Linked DNA regions of Mus musculus: region 1 is linked to region 2. The links are chromatin contacts, found by Hi-C or POLR2A ChIA-PET in ENCODE. All regions are on one chromosome and are shown on one strand. Each heading gives the region's core, a stretch centred on a gene start or an enhancer-like site at or near the end of the contact. The rest is flanking DNA. Distances are from core to core; before and after follow the strand shown.

Region 1 (4,568 bases), core at 1,673-4,172, 200 kb before region 2:
TCACACCTTATACTCATATTCAGCACCTTTCATCTGGGGTGCTCCTGCAGGCTGAGAGGCTAATTAACCTTCTCCCTGGGTAGGGTGAGTAAGAGCTGCCGTCCCAGCCTGGGAGCGGCCTAGCACACATGGGGCTGGCCTTCCTGGGGAGAAAGAAATAGGGTGAGCTGACATCTCCGGCCGCCTACCTCTCCATACTCTTTGTCATGGGACTTCCGCACACAGATCCCCATTCTCTGGCTCATAATGAAGGCCATTTATTGAGTGCTTACTATATGCCTAGGGCTTGCTAAACTTCCACCTATTAAATGTTAACCACATGTGCTGAGCACCAGGGCGGTTGTGAAATTGCACTCGTGGCTCCCATGATGGGGCTTGACTCCCGGCTTGCCAGAGGCCAGTACTTCCACACATGACCTCATGAGAAGCCCTTAGTGCCTGGCACCGAGTCAGCACCCGAGAAGTGATCATTATTAATCTTCAGAATCTTCCGACGAGGCAGAATGCTGTGCTCTCCCCATTTCCCAGATGAGGCAACTGAGGCTCAGAGAGATTAAGTTACTTGCTGCTGGAGATAACCCAGAACTGGTTTTGAATTGGAAAGTGACTTACTTTGTTTCTTTGTTGTTGTTGTTGTTCTTATGTGTTCCTCTCCCTGGCTCAATGGGCCTGGAATCCATGGACTCCCCCCCCCCCGCCCCCCAAGACATAACACTGGAGTGGTATGGGGGCCCTAGATAAACTTTCCTGTCTTCTTTATCCCAGACTGAGTGCTGGGAGGCTGAGCTTAGTTATCCTGATTCCCCCATTCTTCTGATGAAGAAAGGGTTATGCAGGGTGCAGGGACCAATAGAGAATGTTCTCCACAGAAGCCTGAGCAGTAGACAGGCAGAGGCTGTCTGTCCCATCCTCATCTTCAGCTTGGCATGGGCACCCTACAGGCAACAAGCATCCTGACAACAACATTTGTGGTTGCTGTGTGCTAACCCGGCCAACCCTAGAGTCATTAGGGAGGGGAATAAATAGGAGGGGTGAGAACCGAGACTCAGGGAAAGATAGCGTGTCCCCCTATCTGCTCTCCAAAGTGCTTGGAGCGGCAGGGCAAAGCTAGCATGAGCTTGCACGCATCCTTTGAGGTCCTCCTCACATGTTGGAATTGTGACATCAGCCCCAAGCATACAACAGGCCCTTAACAATGTTCACAGAAGAAATTGGCCCCAGACAAAACATGAACTGCATGGGTGGGAAGATGGCACGCTGTCTTCTTACAACTGCCCAACGCATCTGGTTATATCAAATATGATTCTCCCTCAGGCTTCAAGGAAGGGCTGAAACAAATCGGACTCAGTCAGTGAGAAGCCCAGGAGTACCTGGCTAGGGTTCCTAAAGGTGAGGTAGCATTCTGGGTGTGGCTAAGATCTTGGGTCCCAGGGTCTCTTCTTAAGAGGGAGGTCCTGGGTACCAGATGTCTGGACCTTGCCCATTGGTCTCTCTTCTGTTCCCATAGCTTTGTCCTTCAGCCTTTGGATGGGTGGCAATGCTCTGGTCCCCTCTGCTCACCACACCCAGCGCTTTCTTGGGTTCTCTCCAGGACCTTCCTGCTCCCTTCTTCTAGACCCCTCTTTAGAATTTCCACAGAAAGGCCTTTTGTGACAGCTTCCACACAGCCCAGTATAAATCACACATGCTCCTTGATTCGCAGTGAAGCCCTGTCCCAACAATCCCTTCAATGAACTGAAAAGGCCAGGTAGCGTGGAGAGTACACCTGCTTCCGTAACGTACCAGACGTCACCACTGTGCCATGCAGTACACTATAGACCACTGTCTGCTTCCCACTCACGACTGTAGGAACTTCCCGCAGAAGAATACTGTGTTTATTGCTAGTCCGGGGGAAAACCCAGAATTAAAAATTCAACTGTGGTTTCTACTGAATGTATATTATTTATGTTTCACCTTACAGGTGAAATTATGATAAACTGGGGACTGTTTGTAGTTCCCTATTTATGTCTTCTTTCAGTGCCTTAATATTTTCCTCTATAAGAACATGGAAACTTTTCCAAACTGGGCCTGGTGAGATGGTTCAGTTTGGTGAAGGTGATTCACAGGCCTGATGATCTGAGTTTGGTTAGAATCTACAGAATCCACATGTTAGAAGGAGGGAATCCAGTCTTGAAAACTGCCCTGATTTAAATAACTATATAAAATATATACACACATATACATATATGCATATATATTTTATAAGTGAATTAAAACTTTTTCAAGGGGCTGGAGAGACGGATAAGCAGTAAAGGTCATTGGCTACTCTTCCAGAAAACCCAGGTTCAATTCCCAGCACTCACGTGCTTACAACCTTACAAGCTTACAGCCATCTGTAATTCCAGTTCAGGGGATTTAAAAAGTCCTCTTCTGGCCTCAAAGTGCACTGCAGGCACACGGTACATAGAAATACATATAGGCAAACAGCCGTACACTTAAGATTTAAAACTTTCTCAAGTGTCATCTTAGATTTGTGAAATTATCCCGCTAAGTGCCATATGGTTGAGAGCTCCATCAGGGTCCTCTGTGCTCTGTCTGCATACTGTATACTGGAGTGGATGATAGAACCCTGGCCTAAGTAAGTGGGCTGAGCTGGTAGATTCAGGACCAGCGGCCAACAGCAGCAACATTCACCCTGGAATGCCATAAAATACAAACTCTGAGTTGGAGTCCGACCAACAGATGGGAAGACGCCTAGGGAAGTGTGGTGTACGCTTTTGAGAACCCTGTAGAAAGGGTCTCAGTGCCCGGTGGTCCAGGGCAGTTAGGATGGCCCCGCGTGTGCCATTCGGCACACTGGCCAGTGGAGGGCAGTGTTGCCACGCCCATCGAACGACCTCGGCTGCTTGAGCGGCGTGAAAGGCCGGCTGGGGAAGACCGGCGGGGCGGCCGCAGTCTGCTCGCCCGGGCGACAGACGCTCCGAGATGCCGAAGGGCCAGCAGCGGCCCCGAAGCTCCGGGCTGGCCGCGCTGTCGCTCTGCCGCGCCCCGGTCTCGAAGGTTCGCGAGGCTCCAGGGCGCAGGGGAGGAGGCTCGCTCGGGCCGGCCGGGGCAGCCTGCCAGAGAGGGCGGCGGAACCTTGACCGCGGCCCCGGAGGCAAAGGGCAGCCTCCGCGTGATGCCTCGGCGAGCAAAACAAGCCGGCCATCTTGGCGCCCTTAACCAGCTCCTGGCCGCTCCGGGCGCGGCCAGGGGTCCGGCCACCGAGCCCCGCGGCGGGCCTGGGATTTGGAAACCGTAATGCCATGGGCGTGGGGAGGAATTTCTAAGAACGGGAAGAAAACTCGAGGCCCTGGCACGTTCCCTGGGGTGTTTGGAAATGCCATCAGTTAGCCATTAGTAGGCAGGGCCAGCGCTTCGGTCAGTGATTGGATTTGTCCCAGTCGCCTCCTAGTTCTTTTTGCCCTATATTCAAAGAGCTTAAAAGTCATGGGTGGTTGAAGTAGGTCAGAGTGATCACCAGGCTGTTGTTGCCTGGCAGCCCAGTGGCAGGGTCCGAGACAAGGTGGTATTCCAGTAGATGCCCTCGGGCCGTACCAACCCAGGGTCAAGGACTAGCTGCTCCAGTGCTATATGTGATCAGCTCATTTCCAGTTTCTCAATCATTCTGATGTCATCCGAGGGACAGAAGACCCCACGGCTCCTCCTCTTTGCCTAGTTTACACATCGGGGTTGTTCTAGCATTTGTAGTTTTCAGGTTCTAGAATATTCTTTTCCTCTGTCAGCCCCCACTAAGAAGCTTTCTTGATTTCCCCCTTTGTTTCCAGTGAAGGTGCCTCTTCCTGGCTAGCCCACCTACATGCTGTCATCACTGGGCTTCTGCAACTCTCAGTCTTTGTGGCTGCACCCTTCCCTTCTGAATCCTGAGGACCCATGAGTGTCAGGCCCATCATGAAATTGGTCGTCTTACTGGGTACGTAGGTCATGCAGGAACGGGTCCTTGCAAGAGGACTACCAAGCGACTGAATAGGTTTTAATCTGGATTGGGGCCTAGGAGTTATTCACAGGTGTTTTGAACCTTCAGCACAGGAGTATGTATAATGGTGTTTCCTTAAGCCCTGTAATGGAATCCTTTTGTGTGTTTACTGAAAGTTATTCTGAGTAGAACTGTCAGGGTGTGTGCGGTAGGAACCAAAACCATAGGTGTGAACCAGACTGAGAAGATGGGCCCTCAGAGCCCCCTCTGTGCAATTCTGTATGGCTTGGGCTATGGGCAAAGGGAAGACAATCAGGCTGGCAGGCTCAGGACCAACTGAAGACCGGCCTAAGCCGGTGGTTCTCAACATGTGGGTCGCGCCCCCGGGGGGTTTGTCAAAGGACCCTCGGAAGACACAGATATTTACATTATGATTCACAACAGTTGCAAAATTACAGTTATGAAGTAGCAATGAAGGTGATTTTATGGGTTGGGGGTGTGTGGGGGTGGGTCACCACAGCATGAGGAACTGTGTTAGAGAGTTTCAGCATTAGAAAGGCTGAGAACCGCTGGGCTAAGTGCTTGGCAAGACTTGGGGTGTAGGCTGAGGGTC
Region 2 (4,918 bases), core at 1,257-3,756:
TCCACTTGCCAAGGCTGGGTACTGGCATATGCCCAGGGAAGAGGTTAGATCCTGAGGGGTTCTAGGGCAGACATGAGTTTGACCATCCATGGGCTCTAGGATTAGGATGTCAATAGAGGTTTCTAGGAAGTGTCCATGTTGTGGGTGGGGGAATTCTGAAGGGATTTATTTGCTGACGAAAGAGCTAAGAGGCTGCTTTTGTTCCTCTTCAATGGTAGACAAGTATGAAGTAAAGTCAAAAGCCAGGCTGATGGAGGCTCTAGGCATGGCTGCTGTACAGCATGCTTCCCAGAATTCCTTCGGAATCTTATTCCAATATCCATTTCCCACTATCCCTATGTGCGACATCATGCTATTGGGAATCTGACCCATTTTGCAGTGTCTGCCTTCACCAAACAGACTCAAAAGGAGAAGATGATACAGTTCTGTCTCCAAAGCCTGGGCAAGCGAGAATCAGAGTTGTGCTGTGTTTAAATAGGAAGGGGAGGGGGGAGAAGGCCACGAGAAAAATGAGTGTGGTGGTATCATGGGAAAGAGCGAGACAGGAGGGTAGCCTCTTCGGGTGGGGGTTGTCACCTAATGAACACTTCACAGGGCTTGGCCTAGCCATCAGGGAAGGCTCTCTGTGGAAAAGGCATTGAAGATGGATATCCAAAAGATTTTTGTCCCACTTCTGCCCTCATAGTCAGCTTCAAGGTGGAGTGGACAGCCTGGGGCAGCTAGCTCCACACTATAGTATTCTAGAATGTGAGTCTTAAACAAAGGATACAGTAAAACACAGGTCTAACCCCAGCTAAGTACCCAGGTGAGTCAACATTTAGGACTCCAGGAAGAACTGCTTAGACTCTTGTGGGAGCCCAGACGAGAAATTCTGGTCTGCTTGTCAGTCTCGGCAGGTAATGAACAGCTCTCAGCCCGGGGCGTACACAAATCATGAGCCGAGGTCCTGGGATAGGTCACTCTAAGCCCTGCAGGGGAAGTGACTGGGAACATCCAGTCATGCCAGCAGGTGAGAGGGAATTACAGGTGTGATCTGAAGAGTGGTTGGGCTGGTTGCAAGCCTGCAACCTGCCCATGGAAAACTGGTTCCATTTGTAACAACTGTCAACTCCGCCCCCCACCCCCACCCCCCTTGAGCCCAGAGAGGTAGGCTAGCTAGACAGAGTTTGGGGGGAACTGTCAGTCTTGTTGACCTGCAGAAGCCTCCCCAGACTCTGATAGACAGTAGCGAGGCTCCTTATGCTTTATTGGAAGACAGGCATTAGGCCGGGATGGTTACAAACCTTCAGAACCAACATCAGAGTGGACACTCCAATCAGTCCTGCGGTAATCTAGGTGGGATGGACAGCAAAGAATACGAGGCATGGGTAGATGGGAAAGGAGACTTTGAAACACAATGTAACAATGTTGCTTCGATAGTAACATACACTGGGAACATAGACCTATGGAAGTCTCTCTCTCTCTGTGTGTGTGTCTGTCTGTGTGTGTGTGTGTGTGTGTGTGTGTGTAGAAGAGCTAAGAAAAAAAAGTTAAGAAAAAGAAGAAGAAACAACAACAACAGCAGCAAAAAACCTAAACCCAAACCTAGCCTTTTCTATCCCTGTAACCATTAGAAAGAAAATGAAGTCTAAATTGTGTTCAGAGCCGCTGGGACAGAGGAAGAGAGGCAAGAATGGAAAAAACAGGCCGTAAAGATGCCAGGACTCCTTAAGCAGAAACATCTGTTGAAGTCATAAGACTCAGGGCCGGTCAGGCTCCTAACAAACCCAGGAAGAGGAGAGTCTGCACTGGATCAGGATGCCCCTTGTGTCCTGCGCAGGCCCCTGGGACAGCATACGTGCAAGCAGAAGGGATACCTTCTCCAGAGCTCCACCTGGCCTGGCTCCTGGCAAGAGAGGAAAGAAGAGGGAGGAGCCTGGGGCAGCCAGGGGGCAGAGATGGCACGGCAGTTTGGAGTGTGTATTTATTTAAAGCTTTAGCTTACTGGGGCAGCCTGGGGAACCACATGTCTAAACTTCTGCAGCTGAAGGAGGGGGAAGGGAGGAGCTGCTGATCTCAGGAGCTGGGGGCTCTGTTTAATTTTTGCAAATTGTAGCACCTTCTCTTATTTGTGCCTTCAGCTTGAGCCAACTATCTCAGGCTTGCCCATTTTGACAGTTACCAAAATGGCAGGTCCCATCTCTCAACCAGATAATACTCTCTGTGCCACATTCCTGCTAAGTAGCACCTCATTTAACCCTCTGGCAAATGTGCCATTGCTGTTGGGGGGAAATTATATATATATATATGTATCGGTCTTCAGGAAGGTTCTTGTATGAATACTACATTCCAGAAGAAAACTGAGGCCAGACACTGTTAAGGGACTCCCAGGTCTCCCAGTCATACACTCCAAGAACCATCCAAGGAGCTGCCTCTCTGTCCTCCCATGAAATGAATGTGAAAAGCAGCAGCAGCCAAGCACTGCCGAGGGAACAGCTGTGCTCAATCAGCCCAGCATTCATGCAAACCTCGAGAGTCCGTCCCCCCCACCTCCCATCCCCTGTGGCTCATTCATCTATCTCTATGCTCCATATCATCTGCCTAGGTGTACAGATGGAACCACAGCCACAGAGCATGCCACCTCCTCAGGGAAACTACCAAGCCCCCCCACCCTCCCCCCAGCTCCACATACACACCACTGTCATGGCAACAACATCCTGCTGTCTCTCAAGGAAACACAGGTAGTGAACGAGATGAAAACCAGACCCCACTTTACTTGCTTGTGGGAAGTGGGGAAGGTTCTGGAAGACTCCATTGGGAAGGCTAGATTTGATTTCTCTTCTAGGAGCTTCCCCTTCAGGCTGGCCAGGCCTGGAACTTTCATCGACATAGCTATGTTGTCTACATTAGACAGCTCCCTGGGACCCATATTTCACATTGAGATGAAAGTATACATGGGTACAGTTGGAAACAGGGTTCATGACTAGGGGGCTAATAATACTCACAGACAGCACACAAATGTGACAGCTAGAGGAAAAGCTGAAACCCCAACATCAGGGTAGGAAAGGCTACTACTATTAATGGTCCTTGAACAATTCTGGGATGCTATCATTCATGAGGTTGGGGCCTGCCGGTGTGGGTCCCCTGCCTCCATCAACCCCACGGGGTAGGTAGTATCACACCTACCCTAAAGAGAGGGAGCTGCAGGCAGAGGGCTCACTTCTCCTTCTGCCACATATTGCCAAGTGCAAAACTGGAACCAAAATCTGTAAGGCTCTTTTCTGAGTACCACTGTATCACAGACTGTGATGTGTGTTATGGTACCTAGTGGGCCCCTGCAAGCTCACTCCCTGATCCAGTGGGGTCTGTGGTTCTTCATGGAACAAGCAGGAGGCAGACTCCAGGACCCTACCATCTTCTTTAACACTCCACTCTGACAGCCATTTGGGTTGGTGTCACTCTTTCTCTGGAGTAAAGCTTTCCCACCAGGATCTAGGATGGACCAAGGAGCCCACAGCATGCAGTTGGTCCCACATGGTCTCACTTGGCTGCCTGTTAAACCCCAACACTGGGACTGAGTCACAGATGCCAGCAGGGACCTCTTCAGTGAGGATCAGAAGGCCATGACAGGAGACAGCTGCACCCTGGGGGCTCGGATAAGACTTTGATATGATTTTGTTATCTCAGGAGATGGATGTGATGAAATCTCTTTCAGATGGTCTCTCTCACAAGATGGAGAGAATCGCCCCACCCCTGACCAGCAAACAAATTAAGAGTCTGCTGCTTCAATCTCAGTGGAAGCAAGAAACAAGGCAGTGTGAGGCCTGTCTGCATAGGTATGAGTGCTCAAACCTATGAGCTCAGCATTTGGAAAGCTAAAGCAGGAGCCTTTCTGAGAGTTTGAGGTGCCCTGGACTATAAGATCCTGTTTTATATACGTGTGTGTGTGTGTGTGTGTGTGTGTGTCTGTCTGTCTGTCTGTCTGTCTGTGTCTGTCTATGTGCTCGAGCACACACACACACACACACACACACACACACACACACACACACACACGCGTGCGCGCTCAGAATCATATATGTGTGTGTTTAAAATCAATTATATATTAAAATATATGAAATATTTATTTATTTATTTTAAGGCAAGGAGATGCTTTGTGTGAGCCCTGATAACTAGAGTGGCTAGAGTTCCTGGTTCTACTCCATTTAAGAGAACTGGAGAGAGAGAGAGAGAGAGAGAGAGAGAGAGAGAGAGAGAGAATATGAATCTTCTGGCCTTTTAGTTCTAGTCCAGAGTCTTCATTTCATCAGGGCTAGCTCTGGATTTCAGAGTCCAATTCTTTCAAGAGGGCTGGAGTGAGCTGCATTCCACAATAAGGAGGGTCTAGGAGAGGCCTGGGGTCCGGATTTTCTTCAAAGCATAAAACTAGGCTAGGAAGATGACCCCCCTCCTCCAAATGCCCCAGTCCCAGAAGGATCTTTATGGCTCTCTTGTCCTCTTTTGCTTCTACAGAAGGGTTTCTCTGACAACCCATGTTAAGAGGCCATCCGGGTATAGGCATCCTGCTGGATACTGGCATGCAGCCCAAGAGTGGGACTCCCTGGCTGCTGGCTCTGTGGAGCTCACAGCTAGAGGGAGCTGACTTTTTATCCAGTAACTAGCAGTCTGCAGGGATTGTAGTGATGGGTATCCATTCCCTGCCTGACCTCGGGTCTCTTGGAGTTGGCTTGCTTATTAAAATACTGCTTTGCCCACACGAGTCCCTTCCCACCCAGTGTCCTTCCTCCCTTTCCTCTGACAGTCCTTCTGCAACCCACTGGACATCTAGGTTCAATCCATGTGTATTCACACTTGCATGAGCGTCTGGGACTTACCCATACAATGACCAGGAAGGCTTGGGAACATTGTATGTGTTTGCTTAGCAAGAAAATCAAATCAA

Evidence for each region. Hi-C counts contacts between places; a loop is a spot of excess contacts on that map. ChIA-PET counts read pairs that join two places held with the same protein, here RNA polymerase II (POLR2A).
Region 1: a loop to region 2 is called in a map of heart, with 2.4 times the contacts of the local background. The contact joins the promoter of 2310015A10Rik here to the enhancer-like site in region 2. A Hi-C loop is called at or near these places in 1 of 37 maps with a recorded cell type or tissue (heart). POLR2A ChIA-PET finds 5 or more read pairs at or near these places in 2 of 5 experiments (both embryonic stem cell).

The regions. Positions count from the first base shown.
Region 1 is chr12:80,131,198-80,135,765 of GRCm38, reverse strand. 2310015A10Rik (RIKEN cDNA 2310015A10 gene) reads left to right here and starts at 2,922. Exons shown (of 3, transcript NR_033514.1): 1 at 2,922-3,039; 2 at 3,807-3,952.
Region 2 is chr12:79,926,064-79,930,981 of GRCm38, reverse strand. All of the region lies in intron 1 of Gm51985 (a long non-coding RNA gene), which reads right to left. The region is part of intron 2 of 9430078K24Rik (RIKEN cDNA 9430078K24 gene); the gene reads left to right. Among named protein-coding and RNA genes, the nearest start is that of 9430078K24Rik, 7.7 kb to the left of the region's middle. RefSeq lists an enhancer at 4,130-4,918. Within about 2 kb of position 2,506, at least 1 of the 3 ENCODE cell types and tissues checked has a DNase peak (open chromatin) inside an H3K27ac peak, as active enhancers do; it is heart, where a contact is called at or near this core.